Linked DNA regions of Homo sapiens: all the other regions are linked to region 2. Evidence: read pairs that join two places in POLR2A ChIA-PET (ENCODE). Cell type or tissue: B cell. All regions are shown on one strand. Links, peaks and the distances in the headings refer to the core of each region. The heading gives the core; the rest is flanking DNA.

The links. ChIA-PET counts read pairs that join two places held together with the same protein. Peaks named below come from ENCODE experiments on the same cell type or tissue, not always from the same donor. Only the 100,000 strongest peaks of a DNase experiment are listed, where the experiment ranks them.
Region 1: POLR2A ChIA-PET joins it to region 2 with 7 read pairs; 6 of 35 experiments call an interaction of 5 or more read pairs at or near these places.
Region 3: POLR2A ChIA-PET joins it to region 2 with 6 read pairs; 5 of 35 experiments call an interaction of 5 or more read pairs at or near these places.

The regions. Positions count from the first base shown.
Region 1 is chr15:63,809,801-63,820,149 of GRCh38, reverse strand. All of the region lies in intron 1 of HERC1 (HECT and RLD domain containing E3 ubiquitin protein ligase family member 1), which reads left to right. Among named protein-coding and RNA genes, the nearest start is that of HERC1, 19 kb to the left of the region's middle. RefSeq lists an enhancer at 3,695-4,456. In B cell, for the core only: no CTCF peak of the experiment used is centred there; DNase peaks (open chromatin) are centred at 4,229 and 5,659; H3K4me3 peaks cover 752 bases; H3K27ac peaks cover 477 bases.
Region 2 is chr15:63,864,403-63,874,751 of GRCh38, reverse strand. It overlaps MIR422A (microRNA 422a), which reads left to right and starts at 3,733; the gene lies at 3,733-3,822. In B cell, for the core only: no CTCF peak of the experiment used is centred there; a DNase peak (open chromatin) is centred at 4,611.
Region 3 is chr15:63,767,108-63,777,456 of GRCh38, reverse strand. It overlaps HERC1 (HECT and RLD domain containing E3 ubiquitin protein ligase family member 1), which reads left to right. Exons shown (of 78, transcript NM_003922.4): 2 at 1,808-2,763. The coding sequence starts at 1,834. Among named protein-coding and RNA genes, the nearest start is that of HERC1, 62 kb to the left of the region's middle. RefSeq lists an enhancer at 10,252-10,349. In B cell, for the core only: no CTCF peak of the experiment used is centred there; no DNase peak of the experiment used is centred there.

The sequences.
Region 1 (10,349 bases), core at 1,296-9,295, 54 kb after region 2:
TTTCATGTATTTTTTTATTTTTAAATTGGCAGATAAAATTGTATGTATTTCTTGTGTGCTACATGAAGTTTTGAAGTATATATACATTGTGGAATGACTAAATCTAGCTAATTTACATATACATTACTTCATTTAGTCATCATTTTTGTGGTGAGAACACTTAACATCCACTCTCTTAGCGTTTTTCCATGTATTATTTAACGCACGTTTAAACTTATGGGGTAAAACCTTATTTGCAGATAAGGAATTTGAAGCACAGAGAGGTTAAGTAACTTGCCTAAGATCATGCAGCTAGAAAGTGATGCAGACTGGATGAGAATTCAGAAATGAAAAAATGTTGGTGGAGACTAGCGGGGGCAGAGCATAGACATGGCCAGCCTCAATGACATAGTTTTGGCTGATAGAAAACCCCATCCAAGTATTGTCATGTGGGCAGGACCATGATATATGGGTGTTCAGGAATTCATGGTGACAATGAGACGGAACTTTAGAGACTACCTATTGCTTTGATTTCTTAAAGCATGTTTCTAGTTCTGTTTTGCCAAGGAGAGGAATAGATGTTAGAAGAGAACAGTAATTGGTGTAAGGACTGGACTTCGCTATTAAAAAGTGAATATTAGTGAATCTTTATGCCTTGAAATACGAAGCTTTTCTTGGTAGACCTTGAAACCTAATGATATTAAGGAGCAAGGTTAAGCAAACTGTCTAGAGTGCAAATAGAGAATAACAACTTACATTTATTTATAGTTTTTTAGTTTATAAAATACTTTTGTAAACATTTTCTCAATTGATGTGAATAACACCTCTGTGAGACAGGCAGGCAGATGTTATTCTTCCATTTGACAAATTTCCATGGAAGAGAGAGGGAGCTGCCTTAGGAATGAGCCCCTGAATAATCTCAACCTCTAGTTGTTCTTTTTTTAATGATGCAACCAGAAATGAACTGGTTCTGGTTCTGCAACCAAAGCCTAGAAATTGCTATTTCTTTGTAAAGTTGCCAGAGTATGAGTAGTGGTCTTCTATGTTATATGGTACTGCAGGTTTGATCTCTAAAGTAAGTGATTGGAAAGCTGCTTAATCTGGAAGCAGAAGTGCTTGGCATTACGAATGGGCCAAGATGGCTTATGGTAATTGGCATGTTCTTAAATAATGTTTGTTATACCAAAAGCCTAGGCGTTTTACATAAATTTAGATTAAAACTATAATTCTAATGGCAGCACTATAATATCTTTTAAACCAATATTTTAATTAAAACCTACTAGTAGGCTGCAGTAATACTGAAGTGGTTTTGACTGTATCATGGATTAGCATAGAGGTGGGGCACTTTACTCTTTAGAAGTTGAAAAAGAAAGTCTGGTAGCTTCTAAAAAGGCAGATATGTGGCAGTAGTGAAATGTTGATAAAAGTTTAGTATGTCCCATTTCTCTTGTTCTTTTGAGAATAGTTTGAAATACTTTGGTTAATTTAAATTGGTCTAAGATATTAAGAAGGATTTTTCAAAACTCTCAAAGCTACGCCATATAAAGGAATAAAATCCAATATGAATTCACAGAATCACTTAGCTTTAAAGTAATTGATTAGTGACAAAATGTGACTTAGTTTTGCAAAAATCTAAGAAATTGGTGAATATTTTATATTTTTATATTCGTATTTAAGATGTCTTTCAGTTCTTTCTGTTATTTTTTCCTGGTGCTGTCTTGTACTGCCTCCTTATCACCTCCCTCTTCCTTTTCGTCTGCCATCTGTCGGTTTGGCTCCTTATTTCAGAGTAGGCAGGCAGGAAAGGGTTTTTGTACACAAGATAAAACTAGTGCTGTTTGGGAGCTCAGTGAGCCGGAGTGCTTTATGCAGTAACTCTGCTGACAATAAATTCCAGAAGTACCATAGGCCCATAGGACTAGAAAGACAGCAATGATTCTGCAATATTGTCTGCAATTTTTTTTCTGTGACTGTTGCTTTATTTAATAAAAAAAATTTAAAAATAAATAATACTTAAACACTTTTTTTCACAGAGAGCTATAAATTGGTTAGATATTGTTAACAGACTTGCAAATAAGAGTAATTATTATATAGGAGAGCTTAGCATGTTGATTACTTGTGAAGTTCATGTCAAATGATTCCTTATGGTATTCTAGAAATATAATTTGATGTTAGTAAATTAATACTCACTTGTGCCTGACTCTGGATTAATCTATTATGGGAATAGGTAGATACTATGATAATTCAATTCCCATACAGCATTTTTTCTTATCTTTTTATTATAGTATATTTTAAATATATATTAACATAAAAGTAGAGGGAATAGTATAAAGAGCTCCCATGTACCCAATATTGAACTTCAAGAATTATCAACTCATAGGCAGTCTTGTTTCATCTATATTTCTATCTAGCACCCCTCATCCCCAATCCTTGGATTGTTGTTGTTATTATTATTTGAGACAGAGTCTCGCTGTGTCACCCACACTGGAGTGTAGTGGCGCGAACTTGGCTGACTGCAACCTCCAACTCCTGGGTTCAAGCGACTCTCGTGCCTCAGCCTCCCAAGTAGCTGGGATTACAGGCATGTGCTGCCCCGCCCGGCTAATTTTTGTATTTTTAGTAGAGATGCGGTTTTGTCATGTTGGCCAGGTTGGTCTCGAACTCCTTGCCTCAGGTGATCCACCTGCCTCGGCCACCCAAAGTGTTTGGATTACAGGTGTGAGCGACCACACCCGGCCTCTGGATTGTTTTAAATCAAATCCTTGACATACGTAATGTTTACCTTTCAGATATTTCAATATTGATTTTTAAAAGATAAGAGTGTCTATCTCTTTTTATAGCATAACCATAATAACATTATCATACCAAAAAATGTATAGCAAGTTCTTAATATCAAATATGAATCAGGCTTCATATTTCTCTGGTTTATAGATAGATATAGATCTATAGTTTATTTGCTTGAAGTGACATCCAAATAAGGTTCATACTTTACAGTAGTTTGGCATGTTTATTACATCATTTTAAATCTTTAGACTCTCTTCATCTCTTTTTTTTCTTATTTTTTAAAAGAAAGCAGGTTGTTTGCCCTGATAAGTTTCCCTTAGTCTCATTGCATCTCTGTAATGTCAGTTAACATGTTCTTCCTGTCTCCTGAATTTCCTGTAAATTGATAGGTTGGTTTGTATTTTTTTTTCCCTCTCAGTAAGAGTACTTCATAGGAGTGATTTTTGTTTCCATCGGGAGATATGTAAGGTCTTATGTCTCTTTGTGATGTTAGCAGCTGTTGATGATAATTGCTTAGACTTCTTAATTCATCAGTGATTGCAAAATTGTGAAATTCTATTATTCCTTCTTCATTCATGTGTTAGATGGCATTTTCTTTTTTAAGTATTTCTTCAACCCTGTAAGTTGTATGTTTAGGACACTGTATGCCAGCACTGGTACTGGGATGATTGGCAAGGTTCTGTGGTGGAATTCCTTTAAAGGAAGAGTGCAAGTCTTCATTATTGATAATTTGGGAATGTTGAATAAATACACTTTATTTAAAGGATGTTGGTAAATAAATAGGTTAAAATCTCATCATGAAATAAATAGCTTGTGACTTAGAGTATGGAGCTGGTCACTGATGTTTGTTCTTTTTAAGAGGACAATGTTGATATTCAGAAATTTCAAAAGTAATTTGTGCAGGGCAGTAGTTACTAGTTTCTTGAGCCAGATTTCTCAGCATGAACTTGAGAACAGACCTTTTGTGTGAATCAGATTAATAAAATATTGAGTTTACATAAGACAGCATATTTTTATTAAAAGCTGTCAAAGAACTGGAGCAGCAGCATTTCCCAATGTGGCTCCTTGACAAAAGGGCTCTGGAGTCGAATAAACTTGGGAAACAATGTGTACTTTATTCTCTCTTGGAATGTCAAGTACATATTAACATGTAAAAGACTTACAGTAAAGAAGCCTGTTTAACATTAAATTAGTATTTTCCAAATTTATTTGATCTCTGAACCTTTTTTCCTCCTTATAACATCTTGAGGAACTAGTGATCTGAGGAACAAGTTTTGGGAAATGTTAGGTATATGGTTTGGCTGTGTCCCCACCCAAATCTTATCTTGAATTTTAGTTCCCATAATCCCTACGTGTGGGGGGAGGGACCCGGTGGGAGGTAAATGAATCGTGGGGATGGTTACCCTCATGCTGTTTTCCTGATAGTGAGTTCTCATGAGATCTGATGGTTTTAAAAGGGGCTTTCCCCCCTTTTGCTAGGCACTTCTCCTTCTTGCCCCCATGTGAAGAAGGATGTGTTTGCTAACCCCTTCTGCCATGATTGTAAGTTTTCTGAGGCCTTTCCAGCCCTGTGGAACTGTGAGGCAATTAAACCTCTTTCCTTTATAAATTACCCAGTCTTGGGTATTTCTTCACAGCAGCATGAGACCGGACTAACATGTTAGGTTAGAGGATTTGAACAGAGTAAAAAAAATATATCCAACCATGAAGAGTGTGTTTGACTTCACTACAGTGATATGGAGAAACTTTTGATAGGTAAATAAGACATTTTTCAGTGAGAAAAAGCCAGAGGCAAATGTTGGTTCATTGTTTCATCTTAGCCTGTAAGCATTACACTTTTAGAGAGGCAAGGTTAGAAAAGGACTTCATCAGTCACTATGTAACATTTACTACATCCAGGCACGGTTTTCATTACTTTACACAACCTTCTGCAGTAGGCATACTCTTGTTATACCTATTTTATAGATGAGGAAACTGAGGCACAGAAAGATTAAGTAAATTGTTCAAGGTTACATTGCAGAGTTAGTGACATAGCAAAGCCAGGATCTAAACCTAGGTAGCCTGGCTTCAGGTTTCATGTGCATAGTATAGTCACTACTCTATATTGCAAGATATGGAAGGTGGAGAGCGTGAAATATAAATTAGATTAAGAGGGGATTTAAAGTCTTTTTGGAGGGAACGGACATATTTAACTTTTAGACAATCAGAGCCATAAGAGACGAATGTGGAGAGTTGGCTACGTCCTAGTGAAGATAGAAAGCATGAAGACCTGGGAACCATTATCCATAAAACAAGGTATACTTCTAGGGGAGGTAGATTAGATGCAGGTAGAAGGCTGAGTTAAGAGGACACTGTTAATACAGAATTTCAGATTTAGAAATGCTTTGGAACTCATTTAGGACCCCACTCATTTTATACATGAGATCTGAGGTTATACAGTTTTATTCATGAACTTGTAATAATCATAGCTCACATTAGTACATTGCATTAAAATACTTTCATATGAATTCTTATTTGATCCTCTTAACAATTTTGAGACGTAGACAGGTAGGTTTCATATTTTCCACAGCAGAGCTGATTCTTGGATTTAAATTTTCTGCATCTTGAAAGCTAATGTTGGCCGTGTGTGGTGGCTCACGCCTGTAATCCCAGCACTTTGGGAGGCCGAGGCGGGCAGATAACTTGAGGCCAGGAGTTCAAGACCAGCCTGGCCAACATGGCAAAACCCTGTCTCTACTAAAAATACAAAAACTAGTACAAAAAGTAGCTGGATGTGATGGTGCACGCCTGTAATCCCAGCTACTCGGGTGGCTAAGGTATGAGAATTGCTAGAAACTGGGAGGTGGAAGTTGTGGTGAGCTATTGTGTCACTGCACTCCAGCATGGGCAGCAGAGCCAGACTGTATCTCAAAAAAACAAAAACCTCCAACCCCCTCCCCCACCCACAAAGCTAATGTTGTCTATACTAAATCACATTGCCTTAGTTCTTGGCAAATAACATGTATTAAAGAAGAGTAGTGTGTGCTCTTGAGATGAGGATTTGGGTCACAAAGAAAAGTTGCATTTTAACAAATGGAAATAACTCCCTTCTAAGTGTGAAAAGTAATATATTTGTTGTAAAAAATGATTTTTAGATAGTGGGAAAGGTGAAAACCATCTGTAATCCCACCACACAGAATAATCATTGTTAAATTATGATGTATAGTTGTCCAGATTTTTAATAGGTCTATTTATATACAGAAATACTCTTTTCCAAATTCTGTACATATAGTTTTATAACTTAAAATACTGTACTCTTTTTTTGTTGTTGTTTGTTTTTTGTTTTTTGAGATGGAGTTTTGCGCTTGTCACCCAGGCTGGAGTGCAATGGTGCGATCTCAGCTCACTGCAACCTCTGCCTCCTGGGTTCAAGCCATTCTCCTGCCTCAGCCTCCCAAGTAGCTGGGATTACTGGCACCCGCCACCATGCCCTGCTAATTTTTGCATTTTTTGTAGAGACGGGGTTTCACCAGGCTGGTCTCAAACTCCTGACCTCAGGTGATCCACCTGCCTCGGCCTCCCAAAGTGCTGGGATTACAGGCGCGAGCCACCATACCTGGACAAAATGCTGTATTCTTGAAAGAGGACATTGATAGGCATTTGATCTCCTGCCTCTGCCACAGTAAAATGGTACATACAGAAACACAGGCATACAATGGTAATGTCCTGGGCAAACTGGGATGGATAGTTTCCTCTCCTCTTCTTCCCACACTAATAGCTGACCTGTTAGTAAAGGCTAGGTGAGTAGGTAAAAAATTATTTGGGGTTAGGTTAATTTAAGGAGACAATGAGTAGTGTAAATCTTCATTTTATTGTTTTTTCTTTAGACTTTGGGGTTATTGATTATTTTTTGGGTTGATATTAAAAAAAAACCCTTTCGCACTATCCTAGATTAAAAGATAAGTAACTCAGATTTTGTAAACATTAAGAAGAATAAAGTGTGGCTCTTTTGGAGTAATCTATGTATGGGCTCTTTTAGTGTGTGTACTTACGAGTTTGTGTGTGTGTGTGTGTGTGTGTGTGTGTGTGTGTGTGTCCATCTCTGATTATCAGTACTGTTGTAGTGGTGGGAGGGAAAAGAACCTGTTGTGTTGTAAAATGGATTTTTGTACTTGAAGTCAATTCTTGAGAAACCACCTGTAGATTCTTTAGCAAATCTTCCTGATTTATTGACAATATCTAATAATTTGCTTTGTTAATCATTCTCTCTGCCCAAGCAGATTTTTATGAAGGTCTTATTTTGAAAATCTTCTTTTTGAGGATTGGCAATATGTTTCATTTATGTATCTCAATATCGTTGATTGTAAGTTGATGGTAAGGTGTGTGTTTTTAGCTATTCTAGTTCCTTACTCTTTCCACTTAAAATTTTAAAATAAGGTTGCTTATAACTCCAAAAAAATCTTTCTGGTATTTTGTTAAGTATTACATTCAATTTATAGATCAATTTGGGGGACAGTTGACATTTTATAATATTTAGTCTTCGAATCTAGGAATGTGGCATGTCTTTCCATCTATTTTGATTATCTTTGATTTCTTTCCTTAATAATTTTTTCGTTTATTATTTTTATTTTTTCTTTATAATTTTTAGCATGTAGATCCTGTTCGTTTTGTTAAATTTGTACCTATGTCTTTTATTTAAAAATGTTTAAAAACCTTTTTTAATCAAAGTATAATATACATTCATAGAAGTGAAGCTTACTAGTGTGCAGCTTCATGAGTTCCACAGGGATGGATTTATTTTCATATTCTGCTTATTTTTTGTCAACCTGAGAGATTCTCAGGAGGGAGTTAGATACAGTTCAAGATGAGGAAACAGGAGAAACTTCCCATTTCCTTTTGAATCAGATCTTTATAGTGTGACTTCAGTGTGTTGTGTGAAAGTGAATTCTCAAGGCAATAGATGTATTCAAAGAAAAGTAAGCCCATACACATTTCCAAATCAGTTTGGCCTTTTAGATTTTCCCTGCTAAAACTTACCTCCAGTCATGTTACAATACAGATTTGCCTAGATATTTTCTAACATAGGAATTCCTACTGTTTTGAAACAATGGAAATGTGGGTTGAAGATTTAAGAGATGGAAGGTTGTGTCTTCCTATGATTTTTGGTGAACCAGGCTATTCGCTGCCCTTTAGCTTCCTTCTGTGTAATTTGTAAAAACACAACCCTAAGTAAACTTGTCATCTTGCTGTCTGGCTTTTCTCTTACTTGTAGGAAGGGTAGGCAACTTAGTGTCTATGTTTATGGGAACAGTGTTTTTCTGCCAGCTCATTTTTGAGCGAGAGTTACAAATCTGGCTCTAAATTTATAGAGATGGATTCACTGTAATTACTTAAAAATGATTATGTTGTAAGGAAATTAAAAGTAAGATTTGTTTAATACAGATACTCCTGGGAATGAATGAGTTTATTACATATGCTCCATCAGGAAGAACATGGTTAACAATAGAAAAACCATGTTTATCATTTAATTCCTATGTATACTTTCATTGTCAAAGATAACCTTTGTTTTTTCCTTTCTGTTTTTTTTTTTTTTTTTTTGGAGACGGAGTCTCACTGAGTCGCCCAGGCTGGAGTACAGTGGCGCGATCTCGGCTCACTGCAAGCTCCACCTTCTGGGTTCACGCCATTCTCCTGCCTCAGCCTCCTGAGTAGCTGGGACTACAGGCACCTGCCACCACACCCGGCTAATTTTGTATAATTTTAGGAGAGACGGGGTTTCACCATGTTAGCCAGGATGGTCTCGATCTCCCGACCTCGTGATCTGCCCGTCTCGGCCGCCGAAAGTGCTGGGATTACAGGCGTGAGCCACCGCGCCCGGCCCCTTTCATCTTTTATGTTACCGGGGCTCAGCTGTGCCTGATTCAGCTGTTTCTATACTCCTCCCCAAATTCTGATTTTGAAAATTTCTCAGATTTATAGAAAAAATGAAGAATAGCGCTTTTCACCTAGATTCACAAATTGCAACATTTTGGTGCAACTGCTTTTTTCCTCCCCTCTAAACATGCATACATTTTGCTTTAAGTGAGACTAATTTGTAGTCATCATGATCCTCCCTGTCCTCTCCCAGTACATTGGCATGTATCTTCTAAGAAGAAGGACATTCTCCAACTTAACCACAATACTTTTATCACACCGATGGAAAATAACATTAATTCATTGTCACCTAATATGCAACATTTGTGTTTAAATCTTTCTTGTTTCCCACATATCTTTTATAGTTGCTTTTTGTTTTTTTCGGGTCCAGGATCCAATCACATTCATATATTGCTTTTGGTGTTTATGTTTCTTTAAATCTAGAGTAAACCCCAGCCTTTTTTTTTCCCAAATGACATTAACTTTATTGAATAATCTAGGCCAGTTGTCTTATACAATGTCCTACAATGTGAATTTGCCTCTTGGTTCTTTAATATCACATATTCAAGTTAAACATTTGCTGCATTAACACTATGTAGGTGATGTTATGTACTCCTTAAATCACCTCAGGAGGCACTCAGTGCCATTTTCCTTCTTTATAGGTAATGCTAAATTTGATTGCTTAAGGTGGTGACTATCACCAGATTATTTCTTTGCAAATGTACACTTTTTTCCCCTTTGTAATTAATAAACAATTAGGTGGTGGTATTTTGAGATCACGTGAAAGTTGTCTCTCCTACAACGCTTTCCCATTGGTTTTAGCATCCATAGAAAACTATCTTTGCCCTTTTTTTAAATTAAAAAAAAGAAGCAATATATGCAAATGTTAAGAAACTTACATAGTATAAAAAAGGTTATAGCAAAAGATATATCTCCCTTTCATTCATTCATACTGTATCTTCATTTTCCTAGTTTTTCCCAGAGTTAACTGTCATTGGTTTCTTATGTGTCTTCCAGAGATTTTCAACCACTCTAGTAATGCATTCATATATATAGCCCCTCTTTTTTTTTATTTTTACACAAATGGCTTATTTCATGAAACATAATAGTTTAAAGATCTCCTCATAGTATATATCAAAATTTCATTTCTTTTTATGGCTGAGTACTATTTCAGTGTATGTGTATACACCACATTTTGTTTATCCATTCATCTGTTGATGGACAATTGGTCTATTTCTGCCTTTTGATTATTATGAATAATGCTCCTATTAACATTGGTGTACAAATATCTGTTTGAGTCTCTGCTTTTAATTCTTTTGTATGTATACTTTGATGTGGGTGCTTGGTCTGCATCTTAATGTATTTTTAACTTAGTATATCATAGTAATCATTTTCAACTTAATACATTCCAAATAATTGTAGATCTTCCTCATTCATTTTAATGACTGCCTTGAATTCTAGTATATGTGTATAATTTATTTAACCAGTTTATTATTTGTGGACTTTAGATTGTTTCCTGGCTGGGTGCAGTGGCTCACACCTGTAATCACAGCACTTTGGGAGGCTGAGGCAGGATTGCTTAAACCCAGGGGTTCGAGACTAGTCTGGGCAACATAGTGAGACCTTATCTCTATTTTAAAAAAGCAGAAAACAAAAAACGTCATTTCCCCTTTTCATTGCTTTTATTACTTTTT
Region 2 (10,349 bases), core at 1,462-9,461:
AAAAACCATGAAGATTGGCCTCAGGATATGCAAGTGCAGTGCATTTTTAGTCCAGGTGTTCTCTCCTCTTCTCTCAGGAGTCCTTAAAAACACTCATGTTCGGCTGGGCGTGGTGACTCATGCCTGTAATCCCAGCACTTTGGGAGGCCAAGGCGGGCAGATCACCTGAGGTCAGGAGTTCGAGACCAGCCTGACTAACATGGAGAAACCCAATCTCTACTAAAAATATAAAAAATTAGCCAGGCATGGTGGCGCGCACCCGTAATCCCACCTGCTAGGGAGGCTGAGGCAGGAGAATCGCTTGAACCCAGGAGGCAGAGGTTGCAGTGAGCCGAAATTGCACCACTGCACTCCAGCCCGGGTGACAGAGTGAGCCTCCGACTCAAAACAAAACAAAACAAAACAAATTCATGTTCATTTCTTCAGCCTGGAGCCTTGAGACTGCAGCCAGGACTATTTAGAATTCATAGATTCGAGATATGGGCTCAGTGGCCTCTTTATATATTTCTGAAAGCAGGAAGAATTTTATATCATTATTTTATTACTTAGATGATTAATAATATTCATATTATTAACCGTGTTACAATTTCAGATTTTCTGCTTTCCAGAAAATGGTCATGAGAAAATCTGAACTTGTAAAATGACTCCATTAAAGATAATCATTTTTTCACATTATAAATATTTATCCAGTACCACTCTGTATAGTCTGGGTCTGGGGGAAAAAAGGGAATAAGCCATAGATTCAGGGTTCTTTGAGATAGGGAGCCCTCTACCCCTTAACTATAAAGCTTAATATAATTTGTGGAAAGAGCTCTTTATACAGCTTTTCAGGAAGCTTGCTCTTCCTCCTAGTTGGGGGTGTCTGTACCATCTGTAGGATTACTTTCTATTTCATTTATTTTCAGGTCACAAAGTCTGTGCAGCACTCAGGAAGCTTGGAACATTGTCATTGTGGAGGGAATTGTTCAGACCTGAGGCAAAATAAAAACCGAAACTGAAGGCCAGGTATGGTGGCTCACGCCTGTAATCCCAGCACTTTGGGAGGCCAAGGTGGGTGGATCACATGAGGTCAGTTCAAGACCAGCCTGGCCAACATGGTGAAACCCTGTCTCTACTAAAAATACAAAAATTAACCAGGTGTAGTGGTGTGTGCCTGTAATCCCAGCTACTCAGGAGGCTGAGGCAAGAGAATCGCTTGAACCCAGGAGGCGGAGGTTGCAGTGAGTGGAGATCGCGCCACTGCATTCCAGCCTGGGCAACAGAGTGAGACTCTGTCTAAACAAAACAAAACAAAAATAACCTGAAACTGAGAGGTAGGTGTAAAACAGGCTGGAAGATTCATTTCAAGATATAAATAAACCTACGTAGACTTTCTTCCCCACTTGAGTCCCAGGGAAAAGTGAGAAGCAGCCAGGCAGGCACAAAGAGATCCCTGAGATTCCAGAGGCAGCCAGTCACTCCATCTGGAAGGAAGCAAGGAAGCTGTGGGAGGGAGGAGGGCTAAGGAGTTCTGTCCTGTGCTGTTTAAAGAAAACCAGGCAGCAGCTCACATTAGTCCCCGACATTTCCATTTCATGGCAGGTGGCACATGGTGCAGAAGAAGGATTATATAGGTCAGTCTAAGCCCAGCCAGCTACCACTAGCTGTATGGCTGTGTTAGCCCAGGTCTTCCAAGTAGCAGACATCAAGACAGGGTTAGACTGCAGGAGATTATTCGGTAAGTGTGCAAAACTGGAGAGGGAGCTGGCAAGGCTGAGAGAGGCGTCAGACGTCAATGCAGGTCTGACCCATGTGATGGAGAGAGGGAAGGAAGGAAGGTTACATCAAAGTATCTTACACGGCAGTGCAGTTCTAAGAAAGGTCAACAAGGCCAGTGGATTAAGGGGGTCCTTGAGCTAAAGATTTCCTTCAGAGCAGTGCTGTCAATCTCAACTTCCAGGTCGGCCTTAGTATCCCCATAGGCGGATACTAGTGGGAAGTATGGCCTCAGGGGAAACACCTCAGGTGACTTATCTTACCTCTCTGAGTTTTGGTTTCCTCAATTATAAAGTGAAGGTTTTTGAGAGGATTAAATAAAATAGCATATTTAAATTAAAGTGTTTACAGCCAGGGTGTGGTGGCTCATGCCTGTAATCCCAGCACTTTGGGAGGCTGAGGTGGCTGGATCACAAGGTCAGGAGATTGAGACCATCCTGGCTAACACGGTGAAACTCTGTCTCTACTAAAAATACAAAAAAAAATAGCCGGGCGTGGTGGCGGGTGCCTGTAGTCCCAGCTACTCAGGAGGCTGAGGCAGGAGAATAGCATGAACCCTGGAGGTGGAGCTTACAGTGAGCCGAGATTGCGCCACTGCACTCCAGCCTGGGTGACAGAGACTCTGTCTCAAAAAAAAAAAAAAAAAAGTGTTTAGAATGGAATCAACTGCCTAATAAATGTTCAATGAACATAAATTCCCTTCCTTGTCTTCTTGTACCCCATCTTGAGGCAAGTTTGGCACAGCGATATGACTCCTCTCCCCAGCCTGTCCTTCAGTCATCCTTCTTCCCTCTCCCCAGCCAGACACATAGGAGGCAAGTAAGTGGCCCTAAAGGCCAGGGCCTGAGTGCTTGTGTTTTTGTGTTTTGGTAGCCAGGCCTTGAGCCTTTATCCTGATGACATGGGGCTTCAGCCCACAGCTAGGCTGGGATGGAGGAGGGAGACCCCAGAAGGAGAGATATCACTTTTTTTTTTTTTTTTTGAGAGATAGTCTCTTTCTGTCACCCATGCTGGAGTACAGTGGCGTGATATCAGCTCACTGCAACTTCCACCTCCTGGGTTCAAGCAATTCTCATGCCTCGGCCTCCCGAGTAGCTGGGCTTACAGAAGTGCACCACCACACCCAGCTAATTTTTGTATTTTTAGTAGAGAGGGGGTTTCGCCATGTTGGCCAGGCTGGTCTTGAACTCCTGGTCTCAAGTGATCTGCCTGCCTCAGCCTCCCAAAGTGCTGGGATTACAGACATGAGTCACTGCGTCTGGCCAGATACTATTCTTACTTAGGAGAGGTTACTGCGTAGTTGGAAGGTTAAGCCACACCCCTTGGGAACACCGTCAGGGAAAACACTTAGGGAAGCTCTGCTCCAAAATTTTTCAGGCTGGGGTCCAGAGGGTCTGCTGCCCCGGGACTAATGCACATGTTCCCTCAGAGAGAGCCTTTAGGGATGGCTGTGTAAGACAGTCCCCAGCCCCACCCTGCCCACTGTCTCCACCGTACCCTCTATCATCCTCTGCATGCCTCATGCTCCTGCAGTGCTCTTCTCTCTCTGCCTCTGTCTCTCTCTCCCCAACCTCATAAATCTAGGCTTTGTTCCTGCTGGTCCCTCTCCCTACAATGTCTTTCCCTTCCTTTACCCTCCTAGTGAACACCTGCTTCTCTATCCAGCTCAGATGTCCCCTCTTCTAGGCAACCTTCCCTGGCGCACTGCTCTCACAACTGACTCCAGTCCCCAGGTCTGGCACCCCACCTCTCTGTGCCTCAGTTTCTGTAGCTGGAAAATACGATGATGATGACGGTACTACCATAGCTAATCACAGGGTAGTGGTAAGAATTAAATGAGATGATAAAAGCACCTTGTGAGGGGGCTGTATCAGTGAGTGTCATGGTCAGTGGTAGGTATGTGTCAGCAGATGCATACCTCATTGGTGAGCATATAATACTGTATGTTGCTGGGGGAAGCCCACAATGTGAGGACACGAGAGAAGCACTGGACTTAGGGTCAGAAGGCCTGAGTCTCTCTGCTGCAGATGGGCTCTCTGTCCCTGAGCCAAGCTTTGTCCTCCCTGGGCCTCAGTTTCCTCCTTTGTTCATTTAGGCATGGCCTCCAGGGCCCCTCCTGGCTATCCTAGCTTGGCTCAGAAGCTCTGGGTCCTGGGCTCTGAGCTCCGAGGCCCTCCCTGCCCAGCTCCTGTTCTCAGTGCTGGCTCCCTAGGCTGGACAGCTCCCATGCTATTAATATTCCTGGAGACAGCAAAGTCTCCCAACTCTCAGCATCTGGACAGCACCTCAGGCCAGGAGCATGGAGGCCCAGGCACACATCAGACCCAGAGCTCCAGAGTAGGGCATGGGAGAGTGGGGAGCTCCTTCCTGGAAGAGGAGGTTGGCACCGGCAGCGAGGAGCTCCAGTGCTTCGGAGGGGGAGCAGGAGGGGGTTGGGCACACCCTTAGTGGAGGAGCTCAGAGACTGTGGCTTTTGGGTTTTGCCTGCAATCCTTAGGGCCAAGATCACCAAAATCATTTAGACCCTGACATCCTAATTGGTCCTAATCCACATATAGAATATAGGATTCTCACTTGATCCTATGGAAGAGAAAAATTTTCCACTGTGAATGTTCAGAATCTTCTTAGCAATCAAGGGCTCTATCCCACACATAGCAATTTTGTCACATCCTAGACTATGGGACTTTTTTTTTTTTTTAAGTGCTTCAGTGTGTCTTTGATGCTGGATTTGGTAATTGGTTCTTGGGTTTTAAAGACTTGGTATTTCCACGGTGAGTCATAATTGTTCGTTGACATACCTCATTGCCTAATGCCATTTATAGCCCCAAAAGATAACATACATCACATGAGGATTTTTTAAGCTCACTTCTTTAAACAGATTCTATATTGTACTGTTTGCTAGGTCATTCATCCATCCAGTATTCTCTCTGCTTCCTCATTTCTCCTGTGTGCTGGAGACTGTGCTCTCACCTTCACACCCCTCATTTTATTTAATCCTCACAACCATCTCAGCGAGGCAAGAATTATTATCCCCTTTTCAAAAATGAGAAAAATATGACTCAGAGAGGTTAAGTGATGTGCCCAGGGCCACACAGTAAGCGACTGGAATTAGGATTTCAACTTAGGGCACTGAACTTTTCATCATAGCAAATTGGCCTCCTCTCTCCTCCTAAGCTCCCCACTTCTCATAGCATTCAAGTCCTCCTCACTATTATGTGTGTTTGTGTGTGTGTGTGTGTGTGTGTTTTAGAGACAAGGTCTTGCTCTGTCATCCAGGCTGGAGTGCAGTGGTGAGATTATACCTCACTGCAGCCTCAAACTCCTGGGTTCAAATCACCCTCCCACACCAGCCTCTCAAGTAGCTGGGACTATAGGCACATACCACCACACCTGGATAATTAAAAAAAAATTTTTTAAAGATGGGGTCTTGCTGTGTTGCCCAGGCTGGTCTCAAACTCCTGGCCTGAGGGAATCCTCCCACCTCAGCCTCCTGAGTACCTCCACATTATTTTGAAGCAGAGAACACTGGGGATAATTATGAGTTTTTTGTTTGTTTGTTTGTTTTTGTTTGATGAGAAGAATATTGTCTAGGTTTATTTTATTTTTATTCTTGATGAGAAGAATATTGTCTAGGTTGATTTTGTATTATTATTCTTGATGAGAAGAATATCGTCTAGGTTGATTTTTTTTTCATGAGCTTATTTATTCATTCAATACATCTCAATGAGAACTGGCTAAACAGGGACACTTGGTGTTAGCCCAGAGACCTAGAGGTCATGGCCACTTATTACATGCCGGGACCCATGGTCATTCCATAACCACCCTGCTCCCACCCTGAAAAAGAGTCACAAACAATTAGGACCCAGACTGGTGGGTGGTCTTGTAGGAGAGGGTCTTGTAGGAGAGGGTCCAAAGAAGTGAGGACAAAACCCTACCAATTAGAAGTCAAGTCTGAACTCCAGACAGGAAAAAAGAAAAAAAACCCATCAACTCAAAAAACCCTCTGTTCCCGTTAAGAGCATAAGCTTTAGATTACAAAGTCTTACATAGTGGGAGATATCCTTGGGAAGGAGGTGTTGTGAGGTGGAGAAATAGAGGCACTGATGTTGGCACCCAGAAAATCTTGGGCCATCTCTCAGGCAAGTGGCTTGATCTCTCTGGCCTATGTTTCTTTATCTGCAAAACAGAAAGATGCTTTCTGTTTCTCAGGGTGAGGGGAGTAAATGAGCTAACATGTGCAAAGCCCTCCATTCCTGAAATGTGGCAGCTACTTTAAAATTGTTATTTCAATGCCATGAGTTATGTGTGGAGCAGTTGGTCCAGAATAGAGGGGGAACAAAATTTGGATCAAAGAACAGCCCCTGAGGGATTAAGCATTCATATAAGATAGACATGAATCATTGCAAAGGCACACCCTTTTTCCCAATGTGTCAATGAGACTTCTTCATCCAATGAGTTAGTCTAACCGGAGGTGAGGTGGGCTCTAATTCAAGACCTATAATAGACCAGGCATGTGCCATTGATAGATGCTAATGATGATTGCAAACAAAGGGGGGTGGCTGCATAAATGTAGCTTCCTCTACATGCTCTGGAGGAATGGGAACATCTATCTGAGACCTCTGGTTGGGGACTATAGGCTTAAGAAGGCCAATATAATAGGGAGGACAGCATGGTAGCGAGAAAGAAGGTGGACTTAAAGCCAGAAGAGCCAGGCTCAAGTCCCAGCTCTACTTTCCAACAAGCTTTGAGACCCTGGGCCAGCCACCAAGTGTCCTGTCTGGTTTATGAGAACAGTTGTCTTAGTATCTGCCTCACCTTGGTCATAAAACTGTTGTCAGAAAGACAAAGTAGGTCCCTCAAAAAATTAAACATAAAATTACTAGAAGATCCAGCAATTCCACTTCTAGGTATACAAAAAATTGAGGCTGGGCTCAGTGGCTCACACTTGCAATCCTAGAACTTTGGGAGGCTAAAGAGGGAGGACTGCTTGAGGCAGGAGTTCAAGACCAGCCTGGGCAACATAGTGAGACCCCCCCTTCTCTACAAAAAAAAAATTAAATTAGCTGGGCATGGTGGCATGCACCTGTGGTCCTGGCTACTAAGGGGGCTGACGTGGGAGGATGGCTTGAGCCTGGAAGGTTGAGGCTGCAGTGAGCTGTGATCACACCACGCACTCCAGCCTGACTGATAAAGTAAGATCCTGTCTCAATGAATGAATGAATGAATTGAAAGCAGGGACTTCAACAGATATTTTTACCCTCATGTTCATAGCAGCGTTATTCACAAGAGCCAAACAGTGGAAACAACCCAAGCATCCATTAATGGATGAATGGATAAGCAAAGTATGATACATACACAACGGAATACCATTTAGCCTGAAGAAGGAATGTAATTCTGATACATGCTTCAACATGATGATCCTTGAAAACACTATGTTAAGTGAAAGAAGCCAGACACAAAAGGAGGACAAATGTATGATTCCAGGTAGATGAGGTTCGTAGAGGAGTCAAACTCATAGAGAAAGAAAGTAGAGTAGTCATTATCAGGAGCTGGAGGAGGAAGCAATGGGGAGTTATTGTTTAATGGGTACAGAGTTTCAGTTTAAGGTGGTGAAAAAGTTTTAAGATGGATGGTGGTGATGCCTACACAACATGAATATACTTAATGCCAAAGAATTGTACAGTCAAAAATTGTTAAAATGCCCAACTACTCTGGAGGCTAAGGCAGGAAGACCGCTTGAATCCAGGAGTTCAAGGCTGAAGTGAGCTATGATTGTGCCACTGCACTCCAGCCTGGGTGACAGAGTGAGACCCTGTTTCAAAGAAAAAATAAAAAGTAAAAAAGATAAATTTTATATTATGTATATTTTAACACAATAAAAATTACCTTTTTTAAAAAAAGAAAGATATAGGCCAGGCGCGGTGGCTCACGCCTGTAATCCCAACACTGTGGGAAGCTGAGGCGGGCAGATCACGAGGTCAGGAGATTGAGACAATCCTGGCTAACACGGTGAAACCCCGTCTCTACTAAAAATACAAAAAAAAAAAAAAAGGAAAAAAAAATTAGCCCGGCATGGTGGCGGGTGCCTGTACTCAGGAGGCTGAGGCGGGAGAATGGCGTGAACCCGTGAGGCGGAGGTTGCAGTGAGCTGAGATCGCGCCACTGCATTCCAGCATGGGAGACAGAGCGAGACTCCATCTCAAACAAAAACAAAACCAAAAAAAAAAAAAAAAAAAAAAAAAGATATACTGTAGAGGAGAGTCATTTGCAATCTGTACAGCAACATGAAATAATTAGCTGTGGTAGAGGGGTTAGGATGCAATAGTTACATTATTATAACTACCCTCTACCACAGCTAATTACTATTGCTCTACAAGATTTCATATTGCTTTACAGGTTCTCTTAGAGCAATTGTCAAAATTGAGACCCTCATCCAGGACTTCTACAAACTGTTTTCCAATCTGAAAAATAGCAGGAAGGAGTAGATTTTTTTTTTTTTTAAGACACTGTAAGAGCTGAACGTGGTTTCCCTGGAAAGTGGGAAACGGGAGTGGTAGGGGCTGATGTTTTTCCTAACAGGTTTGTAGAACTGGAATCTTAAAAAAAAAAAAATGTTCCTGATTCATTATTTTCTAATGCTCTTTATTTATATCTGCTCTGATCATTGACTTCTATCCCACAATAAAGTTGAACCAGCCAGTGAAAACCATGGTTGTTATAGCTAGGAAGAGGGTGCTGAAGAACACTGAGCACCCTGTGTTCCTCCTTTCTGCTGGGCACGCAGTGATGGGGAGGGCCCTTACCCAGGACTGCTCAGTGTGTCCCCATCGGTAAAAGGAGCCATTGGCCTTCCTGTTTATCAGCCTCTCAAGCGTCTGCATCAGAGGCCTGGGTTCTCCAGAGCTTGGTTACCCCAGAGTGAGCTTTGCAGGTGGAGTTTGACAACTTCTGAGATGAAGATCAGACTCAGGGTCTAGGAGACATGGGCAAGGTTCTTAACCTGGAGCAGCCCAGAGGTCTGGGCCCCTTTAATGACTGTACACCACTTAGGGTGAAAATTAAATTGTAAACTGTGTGTATATGTGTTAATATATACCAACAAATAAAACTTAACTTGGGCAGTAAGTTGGCACGATTCCTATAAACAACACTTTATAGGAAATAATTAAATAAGCAAATTAATATGCCCATTCATGTTTTTTAACAGATTTACTGAGCTATAATTCACATACCATACAATATACCCATTTAAGGTGTACGATTCAGCCAGGCACAGTTGCTCATGCCTGTAATCCCAGCAAATTGGGAGGCCAAGGTGGGCGGATCATTTGAGGTCAGGAGTTTGAGACCAGCCTGTCTAACGTGGTGGAGCCCGTCTCTATTAAAAAATATATATACAAAAAAAAATAGCCAGGCATGATGGCGAGGGCCTGTAATCCCAGCTACCTTGGAGGCTGAGGCAGGAGAATCTGGGAGGTGGAGGAACCTGGGAGGTGGAGGCTGCAGTGAGCCGAGATCGCGCCACTACACTCCAGCCTGGGCTGGACTTTTGAGACTCCGTCTCAAAAAAAACAAAAAAGTGTACAATTCAATGGCTTTTGGCACATTAATTTATTAATCTTAACATTGTGAGAAAATATATATAACATAAAATTTGTCATTGTAACCTTTTTTTTTTTTTTTGAGATGGAGTCTCGCTCTGTCACCCAGGCTGGAGTGCAGTGGCGCGAACTCAGCTCACTGCAAGCTCCGCCTCCCGGGTTCACGCCATTCTCCTGCCTCAGCCTCCCAAGTAGCTGGGACTACAGGCGCCTACCATCACCCCCGGCTAATTTTTTTTGTATTTTTTAGTAGAGACGGGGTTTCACATGTTAGCCAGGATGGTCTCGATCTCCTGACCTCATGATCCACCCGCCTAGGCCTCCCAAAGTGCTGGGATTACAGGCGTGAGCCACTGTGCCCGGCCCATTGTAACCATTTTTAAGTCCATAGTTAAGTTGATTATATTCACAATGTTCTTTTATTTAATCCCTGTGAAGATGCCATTTTATAGATGAGAAAACGGAGGCTAAGTTAATGAATTTACCTATAGCTACTCAACGAGGAAGCAGCCAAGTAGAGTTGCAAACTCAAAGTCAAGCTGAAGGCTGGGTGCTTCCCAGCAGGCCAGGTTACCTTCTATGAGGTGGAGAGGCTCCTGGCAGATCAACCATCCAGAGTAGCTGGAAGGCGGGCTTGTTGTTGCCTAAAGGAGCCAGGGGAAACCGCACAGCATGCTTTGGCCCCTCATGGCTCCTCACTGACCCTCCTAAGTCGACTTTGAACCACAGTGACATGTACTCTCCTTTGTGCCCTGACACCTGTTCTCCCTAGAGGGCACAGATGGGCTACCTCCTCCTCCTCCTCCTGGCCAAACTTTTTGAAAGAAGGACCCACAACTCTCTCTGATTCCTCATTCCTTGTTATTCCTCAGTCCACTGAGATCCAATCCCATCATTCCTTTGATACTACCTGCCCCCATCGGCGTCACTGAGTGGCCTGGTGAGCAAATCTAATGGATCCCTCTCTCGGGGCTGTACTGGCTTTCCTAGTGG
Region 3 (10,349 bases), core at 1,221-9,220, 97 kb after region 2:
AAATTTAAAACAGCAAAATTACATATGGCTTATGTGGGAAGGGATGGAGGTAAATAAGGCACTTTTATGTCCTCTGCACAATGCTGGTGTTTAATACCAAATGAAGTCAGGGTGGGATGGAGGATCATGATTTTCCCCCCTCTTAAGTGCATACTTTACAAGTATCTTAGGAAGATGAATTAAGCATAGTAATCATAAACTTGTGAAGGCAAGTGTCATCAGATTTTATATTTAGAATTTACCAGGGCATAATGAGATATAAGAAACTCCTTTTAATTACTGTAGTCTGGGATCTTTATCATTGGAGTGCTTTCTTGAAGATCTGCCTGTGTCATGAAAATTAAATTCCCTTCAGTGATTGAGGTTTCTCTCTATTACCAGCTATTATAAGTGACATTCTGAGGACTTGCTTGAGAGACACCTTCCCTGCAATATTTTGTAATTAAAAATTTTGTGTGTATATAAAAAATATATGTCAATGCATCTTATTTCTGATGCATTTCAAAATAAACTACAGATGTCTGTTTACTTCCCTCAAATATACTTCAGCTTGCATATCATTATTCAGTATTTGTTGAGGCAAAATTTACATGCAGTGAAATGTAAAAATCTCAAGTGCACTTTCACTGAGTTTTTTTATTTTTATTTTCTTATGTAGAGACGAGATCTCACTGTGTTGTCCAGGCGGGTCTCAAACTCCTGAGCTCAAGCAGTCCTCCTGCCTTGGCGTCCCTGAATGTTAGGATTATGGGTGTGAGCCACCATGCCCAGCCCACTAGGTTTTAACAAATGCGCAACCTGTGTATTCCACACCAGTATTGAGACATAGAATATTATCTCAAGAAGTGTCCTCATGCTCCTCACAGTCAGTTCATGCTGTCACCCTCTAGAGGCAACCACTATTTTGATTGAAGTATTTTTATGGTCTTATGTTTTCTTTTGGATAAATCTTTAGAAGAGGAATTGTTGGGTCATAGGGTTAGATATATGTTTCGTTTTATGAGAAACTGCCAGCCACCTTTCCAAAGTGGGTGTTCCATTCTACAATTATGAGTCCCAAAGTTTTTGGCTCAGGGAACTAGAAGGATGGAGTTACCATTTATTGAGAGAAAGAAGTCTACAGGAGGGACAGGTTTGGGTGGGGTGGTGGTACTGGTAGAATAGGAGCTCAGTTTTGGATATGTTAATTTTGAGATATCCAACCATAACCAAAACTGTTAGATAGCCATGTGGAGGGGCCAAGTAGGCACTTGTGTATATGAATTTGGATTTAGGGAGAAGGCCTGGGTTGGAGATAAAAAATTGGGAGTCATCAGCTGTAGAACCCACTGTTACACAGATAATGGAATCAGAACTGAATGGAAAAGGTACATCTGAAGAAATTACTGTTTTTTAACATAAACTTTTTTTTTTTTTTTTGAGACGGAGTCTCGCTTTGTCACCCAGGCTGGAGTGCAGTGGCGCGATCTCGGCTCACTGCAACCTCCGCCTCCCAGGTTCAAGCGATTCTCCTGCCTCAGCCTCCCAAGCAGCTGGGACTAGAGGTATGTGCCACCATGCCTGGCTAATTTTTGTATTTTTAGTAGAGATGGGGTTTCATAATGTTGGCCAGGCTCGTCTTGAACTCCTGGCCTCAAGTGATCTGCCCACTTTGGCCTCCCAAAGTGTTGGGATTACAGGCGTGAGCCACCGCACCCGGCTGCATTTCACCAGTTTGAAATCATTAATTGTAATGTAAGATGAAATTTTGGAAACATTTTATGAGTCCTCTGTATGTTTTTGACTGTTTTCTCTTCTCCCTTTGCAGGACTAATGGCTGAAGGATAAATCAACATGGCAACTATGATTCCACCAGTGAAGCTGAAATGGCTTGAACACTTGAACAGCTCCTGGATTACAGAGGACAGTGAATCTATTGCTACAAGAGAGGGAGTTGCTGTTCTGTATTCTAAACTGGTTAGCAATAAGGAAGTAGTACCTTTGCCCCAACAAGTTTTATGCCTCAAAGGACCACAGTTGCCAGACTTTGAACGTGAGTCTCTTTCAAGTGATGAGCAGGACCACTATTTGGATGCCCTTCTTAGCAGCCAGCTAGCATTGGCAAAGATGGTATGTTCAGATTCCCCATTTGCCGGGGCACTTAGAAAACGACTGCTTGTACTCCAGCGTGTCTTTTATGCACTTTCTAATAAATACCATGACAAAGGCAAGGTGAAGCAGCAGCAGCATTCTCCGGAGAGCAGTTCTGGTTCAGCAGATGTCCATTCTGTTAGTGAACGCCCCCGGTCAAGCACTGATGCACTTATAGAAATGGGTGTTCGAACTGGTCTAAGTTTATTATTTGCGCTTCTAAGACAAAGTTGGATGATGCCTGTGTCAGGACCTGGTCTCAGTCTTTGCAACGATGTCATTCATACTGCAATTGAAGTTGTGAGCTCTTTGCCACCATTATCATTAGCAAATGAAAGCAAGATTCCTCCTATGGGCTTGGACTGCTTATCGCAAGTAACAACATTTCTTAAAGGAGTCACTATTCCTAATTCTGGGGCAGACACTTTAGGTCGTAGATTAGCTTCTGAGTTGCTGCTTGGTTTGGCAGCTCAACGAGGCTCATTGCGATATCTTCTTGAATGGATAGAAATGGCTTTGGGGGCTTCGGCAGTTGTACACACCATGGAGAAAGGCAAACTACTCTCAAGCCAGGAAGGAATGATCAGCTTTGACTGCTTTATGACCATATTAATGCAGATGAGGCGTTCTTTGGTACGTACTATAAGTCTCAACTTTAAAGTTCATAATAGTTTTTGGAAAAGTCAATGCAGTTTTTAATGAATTGGTGGTAATAGTGAATGATTTGAGACTTTTGGTGATTGTTGAGTTAATTAAATATTTCATATACTTGGAGTGAAGAAACTTTTATGCATGTTGATAATATATGGTTGGTACAGTGTTAAGACTACTGCATCAGAAGTCAGGTTTATAGTTTTAGCTTTGTGGATTCTCATGTGAACTAGGGAAATTCATCTAACTTTATGTTTTAGCGAACTTATGAAAAATTAGAGATTTTGGCTAGTGATCAGCAGGTCTTTAGAAAAAAAAACCTCTTATTTTCATATTTCCCAATTTATGTTAAACATTTACTATATGCCAAGTACTATTCTACACCTTGGGGCAACAGCCTTGAGGATACAGTTTCCACCCCCATGGAGCTAACAGCCTAGTAGAGGAGTCAGATAATAAATATATAATTTCAGGTAGTGAAAATTTCTAAGAAGAAAAATAAAAGAGGGAAAGGGAATAGAGACTGGTAGACTTAGGACAGAGTTTGGGAGGTGAAAAGTTGCTGTTTTAGTTAATGTGGTCAGGGGATGACTCTCTGAATTGTGACATTAAAGTAGAGACCAGAATGAAGGGAAGTGATGAGCTAAGGAAAGATCTGTGAAGAGCGTGTTGTCAGAGGAAATTAATTATTTGACTATCATAACCTTGGATACAACATTAAAGAATAAATAATAAAATAGCGTAGTATAATCAATTTCAAGAATTTGTAAGACTGAAATATACCTTTGTGAAAACCAAGAATAAAAATTCAAATGTTAAAATACAAATTTAGGCTGGGTGCGGTGTCTCATGCCTGTAATCCCAGCACTTTTGGGAAGCTCAGGAGGGTGGATCACTTGAGGCCAGGAGTTTGAAACCAGCCTGGCCAGCATGGTGAAACCCCATCTCTACTAAAAATACAAAAATTATCCGGGTGTGGTGGTGCGCACCTGTAATCCTAGCTACTTGGGAGGCTGAGGCAGGAGAATTGCTTGAACCCAGGAGACGGAGGTTGCAGTGAGCAGAGATCATGCCACAACACTCCTGGGCAACAGAGCGAGAATCTGTCTCAAAAATAAAATAAAATAAAAAAAAATAAAATACAAATTTAAAATATTAAGACTCAAACACTTAAAAGCTGACTTAATTTTAATTAGGTTACATTGATCAAGTCTTTTTTTTTTTTTTTTTTGAGACAGAGTCTAGCTCTTGTCACCCAGGCGGGAGTGCAGTGGTGTGATCTCCACTCACTGCAACCTCTGCCTCCTGGGTTCAAGCGATTCTCCTGCCTCAGCCTCCCGAGTAGCTGGGATTACAGGTGTGCACTAGCATGCCCGGCTAATTTTTGTACTTTTAGTAGAGACGGGGTTTCACCATGTTGACCATAGCTGGTCTGGAACTCCTGACCTCAGGTGATCTGCCCACCTTGGCCTCCCACACTGCTGGGATTACAGGTGTGAGCCACCACACCCGGCCTACATTGATTAGTCTTTTCGGTATCCTTTGTTACCAGATGTCAACCAACAAATCTATTTAGTTAAAATAACTAAAAATGTCACTTATAAATGATATATGTATATTTCAAGTCTCCCCCTACCCGCAACAAGTAGAAAGCTTTTGGACAGGAGTGTCTCATAAAATCCAATTATGTTGAATTTATTTTCAAACCAGGGACATTTAAGTTTTCACCTACTTTTTGCATTTATGAACTAAATGGTAAATATTGGGTCATGTTTTACAATTTTATCATAGGTAAGTACTTGGGGATTTTAGATCATAAGATCTATGAAAATTTGAATTTCTTACTGTTACATAAAAATAAATAAGAAAAGCATGCCGTGCTTTGTTTGGGATATGGAATGTTGACATGGGTTCTGTGTTCTTCACTTGAGTTGCCCAGGGATGCAATGATGTAATAATTAGGAAAGGCTTTAGGGACCAGCTGTGGGAGGCGTGTAGGCCTCTTTGTGTTTTCTTATTCAATATTCAAATCCTCTCATTTGCACATGTTTTTCTAACTTTGTTTTCTGATTCTTAATACTTTCTGGTAACATCCTCTTATGTTATACTCCTTTCAAGTCTGTAAAGTGATTTATTGACCTAAAATAATATATTTAATATATATATATTAAAACAATAAAATAATGTATTTATGGTCACATGTTAATATTTCTGTAAGAAGTCACTTAATTCCTCATTTTACGGGCTATTTATTTTGCATTACCTTTGTTACAAAAAAGATATTAATCATTGCACAATATAGTTATATGATTAAATGTTTGCCAATGGTGTGTTTGAACAAAATGCTAGTTACCTTGAGGCAGAAGCCTCTTCCTCGAGGACCTTACCTTCTAAGGCCTTATTCTACAATATTGCTCCTTAATGGGAAGAGGGTACCCCAGAAAATAGATTTCTTTTCTCAGTGTCCATTTAGCCTCATTGTCTAGGCTTGTATGCATATTTGATAATTGACTGGATAGTTTAAATATTTTTCCTTTTTCCCTTTTTTTTTTTGAGATGGAGTTTTGCTCTTGTTGCCCAGGCTGGAGTGTAGTGGCGTGATCTTGGTTCACTGCAACCTCCACCTCCCGGGTTCAAGTGATTCTCCTGCCTCAGCCTCCCAAGTAACTGGGACTACAGGCACCTGCCACCATGCCCAGCTAATTTTGTTTCTGTATTTTTAGTAGAGACGGGGTTTCCATGAAGGCCTACCTTAAAGTAGATCTAAAATAATTTTTTTTTTAACTGCTGGATTTCCAGTTTTCTTTCTACTTGGCCTCTCATTCCCAGACAAAATAGCAAATTCGCTAGTCAGGGAGGTTCCTCCCTCCTTCCTCTCTAAAGCCATACCCTATAATATAGCTCCTTATTGGGGCAGAGATGCCTCTAAAAAACTAGATTGCTGGCCAGGCGTGGTGGCTTACACCTGTAATCCCAGCACTTTGGGAGGCCGAGGCGGGCAGATCACCTGAGGTCAGGAGTTTTGAGACAAGCCTGGCCAACATGGTGAAACCCTGTCTCTATTAAAAATAAAAAAATTAGCCAGGCATGGTGGCAGGTGCCTGTAATCCCAGCTACTTGGGAGGCTGAGGCAGGGAGAATCGCTTGAACCTGGGAGGTGGAGGTTGCAGTGAGCTGAGATCGCACCATTGCACTCCAGCCTGGGTGACAGACCAAGACTGTCTCAAAAAAAAAAAAACTAGATTGCTTTTCTCAGAATTCTAGATCTATTCTGGGGAAGAATATGTGTTTGACTTAATTTAGGTCTCAAAGCCACCTCAGGCCTACATTAGATTGAATTTTAATTAAATCTCAGCTTGGTTTTAGGGGAAAGGAATGCTTATTAAACTGAATTATATATTTGTTATTTCTTCTTGCACAGTCAGTGATAGTATCTGATGTTTTTGGTCTCCAGAACCCGTGTTTCTTTTCTTTTCTTTTTTTTTTTGAGGTAGAGTTTTGCTCTGCCACCCAGGCTGGAGTGCAATGGTGTGAACTTGGCTCACTGCAACCTCTGCCTCCTGGGTTCAAGCTATTCTCGTGCCTCAGCCTCCCCAGTAGCTGGGTTTACAGGCACTTGCTATCATGCCTGGCTAATTTTTGTATTTTTAGTAGAGACGGGGTTTCACCATGTTGGCCAGGCTGGTCTCGAACTCCTAACCTCAGGTGATCTACCTGCCTCGGCCTCCCACAGTGCTGGGATTACAGGCGTGAGCCACCGTGCCCAGCCTAGAACCCATGTTTCTTACACTTTACTGTTGTCTGAGAACTAGGAAGTTTGTAGAGCCTCTTCTGATACACTAGACCCCAACCTGACCTGATCCTCCCCGTCTTGAATTTCTCTATCCTTGAGTAACTGGGCCAGAACTTATCTCCCAGCTATAAGTTAGAGGGAGAGACACATAACCATCTATTGAGTATCTGGTACAAGACCTAACAAAAATAAGTTCAATCGGTAAATTGTATTTACTTGTGTGATTCTTAATCTCTGCTGCCCACACATATGTAATGAATTTGGTGGGAACACACAATATATTCATTAACTTATATGAGAATAGGGAAGTAATCTCAGTGTACATCTTCAAATTATAAAAAATAACCATATGTACGCCATTCACCTTTGATGCCACTAGGTGTTTACTGCACATGTTGTGCCAGATACTGCTAGGCACTGGGTTAAAAAGATGAATAAGCTTTGGAGCATCCATGTCTTTAGACAGCCCACAGTGTAATGAAAGAGGGATGCACAGACATTTCAAATTAATGATAATGGGCTATAGTAGAAGTCTGTACTGGGAGGAGATGATGGGATGAAAGAAGAGGGCGGGAGGCAAAGGGACCGAAAATGTCTTACGGAGGAAGTACCCCTGAGGTTATTTGAAAAGTAGGAGGGTTTTGCCAGCAATTGTGAGGTGTGTGTGTCAGGGGAGCTGGAGAACTTTTCAGATGAGAGGCTCACAAAGCGATTGAGTTGTGGGGAGAGCAAGCCCCGGGATGTATGGAATGGAATGAGATGAGATTGAGGCTGCAAGCTAGGCAGGGCCCTGTATCCCATGCTATAGGCTTTGGGGACTTGATCCCATATGTAATGTGAAGTTATTGAAGCAATTTTGAGTAAAAACAGCCAGAACGGAAGGAAATGTACTCCGTCTAATCTTATGTCTTTGAATATCTTAAGCAGACAAATGTGAGGGGAAAAAAATTGTCATTTAGTATGGTAGATAAGAGGAAGGTAACTAAAGACCTGTGAAACAAAAACATTTATTTTTTTTATTTTTTAAGACAGAGAGTCTTGCTCTGATGCCCAGGCTGGAGTGCAGTGGCATAATCTTGGCTCACTGCAACTTCCACCTCCCGGGTTCAAGCGATTCTCCTGCCTCAACTTCCCAAGTAGCTGGGATTACAGGTGCCCGCCACCATGCCTGGCTAATTTTTTTATATTTTTAGTAGAGATGGGGCTTCACCATGTTGGCCAGGCTGGTCTCGAACTCCTGACCTCAGATGATCTGCCTGCCTTAGTCTCCGAAAGTGCTGAGATTACAGGCGTGAGCCACCACACCGGGCCCCAAAATTTATTTTAATTTCGACTTTATTTTTGGACCATTGAACTTTCCATCATGTTGAGAATGTGAACAAATGAAGTTATACATTTAATGGGCTATATTTTTCAAAATTTATTTTCTCTAAAAATGCCCAGCTTTAGCCCTGTTTTTTTTGGAAACAGAGTCTCACTCTGTCACCCACTCTGGAGTGCAGTGGCAAGATCTCGTCTCACTGCAGCTCCCGCCTCCCAGGTTCAAGCAGTTCTCCCTGCCTCAGCCTCATGAGTAGCTGGGATTACAGGCGCCTGCCACCACACCTGGCTGATTTTTGTATTTTTTAGTAGAGACGGGGTTTTGCCATGTTGGCCAGGCTGGTTTTGAACTCCTGACCTCAGGTGATCCACCTGCATAGGCCTCCCAAAGTGCTGGGATTACAGGCGTGAACCACTGTGCCCGGCCTGTGTAGAATGAGTTTTAGGTGTGTCTTCAATCGTAACTGACTGAAGCTGGAGTAGACTTATCCTTAAATACTGACTTTTTTGTTGAGAAATTAACAACAGTCATTACAGTGTTTGTGGGATATTTTGTTGGTTTGGTATTGTTAAATTTGGCAGTAATTTATTAAAGGCTCCCAGTATTTTCTCTTCTTTCTCAATATATATATACATAATGCAAAATAATAATTATTGCTATCAGTTTTGAGATCTTACTATGTAGTGGGAACTGTGCTAAGCATGTTTTACACATAATTTCAGTTAATTATGTAACAGCTCTAAATGTTGTGGGCATCATTCCCATCTCAGGATGAGACCCTTTCAGTAAGAGCCAGTAAGGGATGGAGCCTAGATTTAAACCCAAGTTTATCACTAAAAACTTTATGCTGTTTTCAACATTTTTCTCCATACTGTAGAAAGGCATAAAAGAGGGATCATGATGGCCCTGGTGCCAGCTCCTAGAAAGGTACATCAGTCTACTCCTTACCTGTTTTTGTTTTGGTGATCACTAGAGTTGGCTTTTAGATAACGAAGCCACAGATCACAATTGCGATTTTTCTCAGAAATGCTTCACAGCTAACTAGGGAATTTGGAGAGGTTGCAACCAAGTATTTGTTGTTGTAGCAACACATTGTATGTCTAGGGACTAGTTACTTTTAAACACTTAGCTTCTGATATGATTCCATACCTGAGTCTGGACTCTGAAGCCTTACTACTCAAAGTGTGAGCCACAGACAATAGCACTGGCATCACCTACATTTGTTAGAAATGCAGAATCTTAGGCTTCTTCTCTACTTACTGATTAGGATCTGTATTTTAACAAGATCACCAGGTAATTCGTGTCAACATTGAAATTTGAGAAGCAACATCCTAAATAATTAAAAAGAAAAACTGACTTGGCAGCAGCAGGTTAATAGCAGATGACCCAGCAATAAGAGAAACAGTCGAATAGAATCAGAGATCTGAAGACGATGAGCAATGTGCTATGATTGGAAGGCTCTGATTAGCTATCATAGTTATTGAAAGCTATCTGAGAAGTGAGGGATTTGGAACAGCTGAAGAGAATAATTAAGAATAATGATTATTAATGGGGTGGGGCGATAACGGAGACTATGACAACAGGAAGCTTTACATAGTAAATTTATAAAGATCTTGGAGAAAAGGAAGCTATATGAAGAGACTGAAGATTAAACTTCTCTGCAGCTTTGCTGGGGTGAGGAGAGTGGTGTGAAAGTCATTCACATGGACTTCATCATAGCAGCTTTTGAAGGCAGAGGGAGAACTTGTTAGATGACAAAAAAGTTCTGCCATGTAATACTCAGCTCTTCGGAGAACTCTCCAAAGTGATTGACATTTCATTGATTTGAGGGTAGCAAGATATTTGCTGTTTTGTTTTGTTTTTGAGACGGAGCCTCGCTCTTGTTTCCCAGGCTGGAGTGCGGTGGGGCGATCTCGGCTGACTGCAGCCTCCGCCTCCTGGGTTCAAGTGATTCTCCTGCCCCAGCCTCCCCAGTGGCTGGGACTACAGGTGCCCGCCACCACGCCCGGCTAAAATTTTGTATTTTTAGTAGAGATGGGGTTTCAGCATGGTCAGGCTGGTCTCTAACTCCTGACCTCAGATGATCCACCCGCCTTGGCCTCCCAAAGTGCTGGGGATATTTGCTGTTTTTATTTAAAAGTATTATTTATTGTTTATCTGCCCAGTAGATACAGATTGATGAAAAGTTCACCATTGTTTTATTTACCTGATGGAATAGAAAGAGGACAGATGAATATATAGAGCAACTTAAAACCTATAGGCCAGGCGCGGTGGCTCACGCCTGTAATCCCAGCACTTTGGGAGGCCGAGACGGGTGGATTGCCTGAGGTCAGTAGTTCGAGAGCAGTGTGGCCAACATGGTGAAACCCTGTCTCTACTAAAAATACAAAAAAATTAGCTAAGCATGGTGGCGTGCACTTGTAATCCAGCTACTTGGGAGGCTGAGGCAGGGGA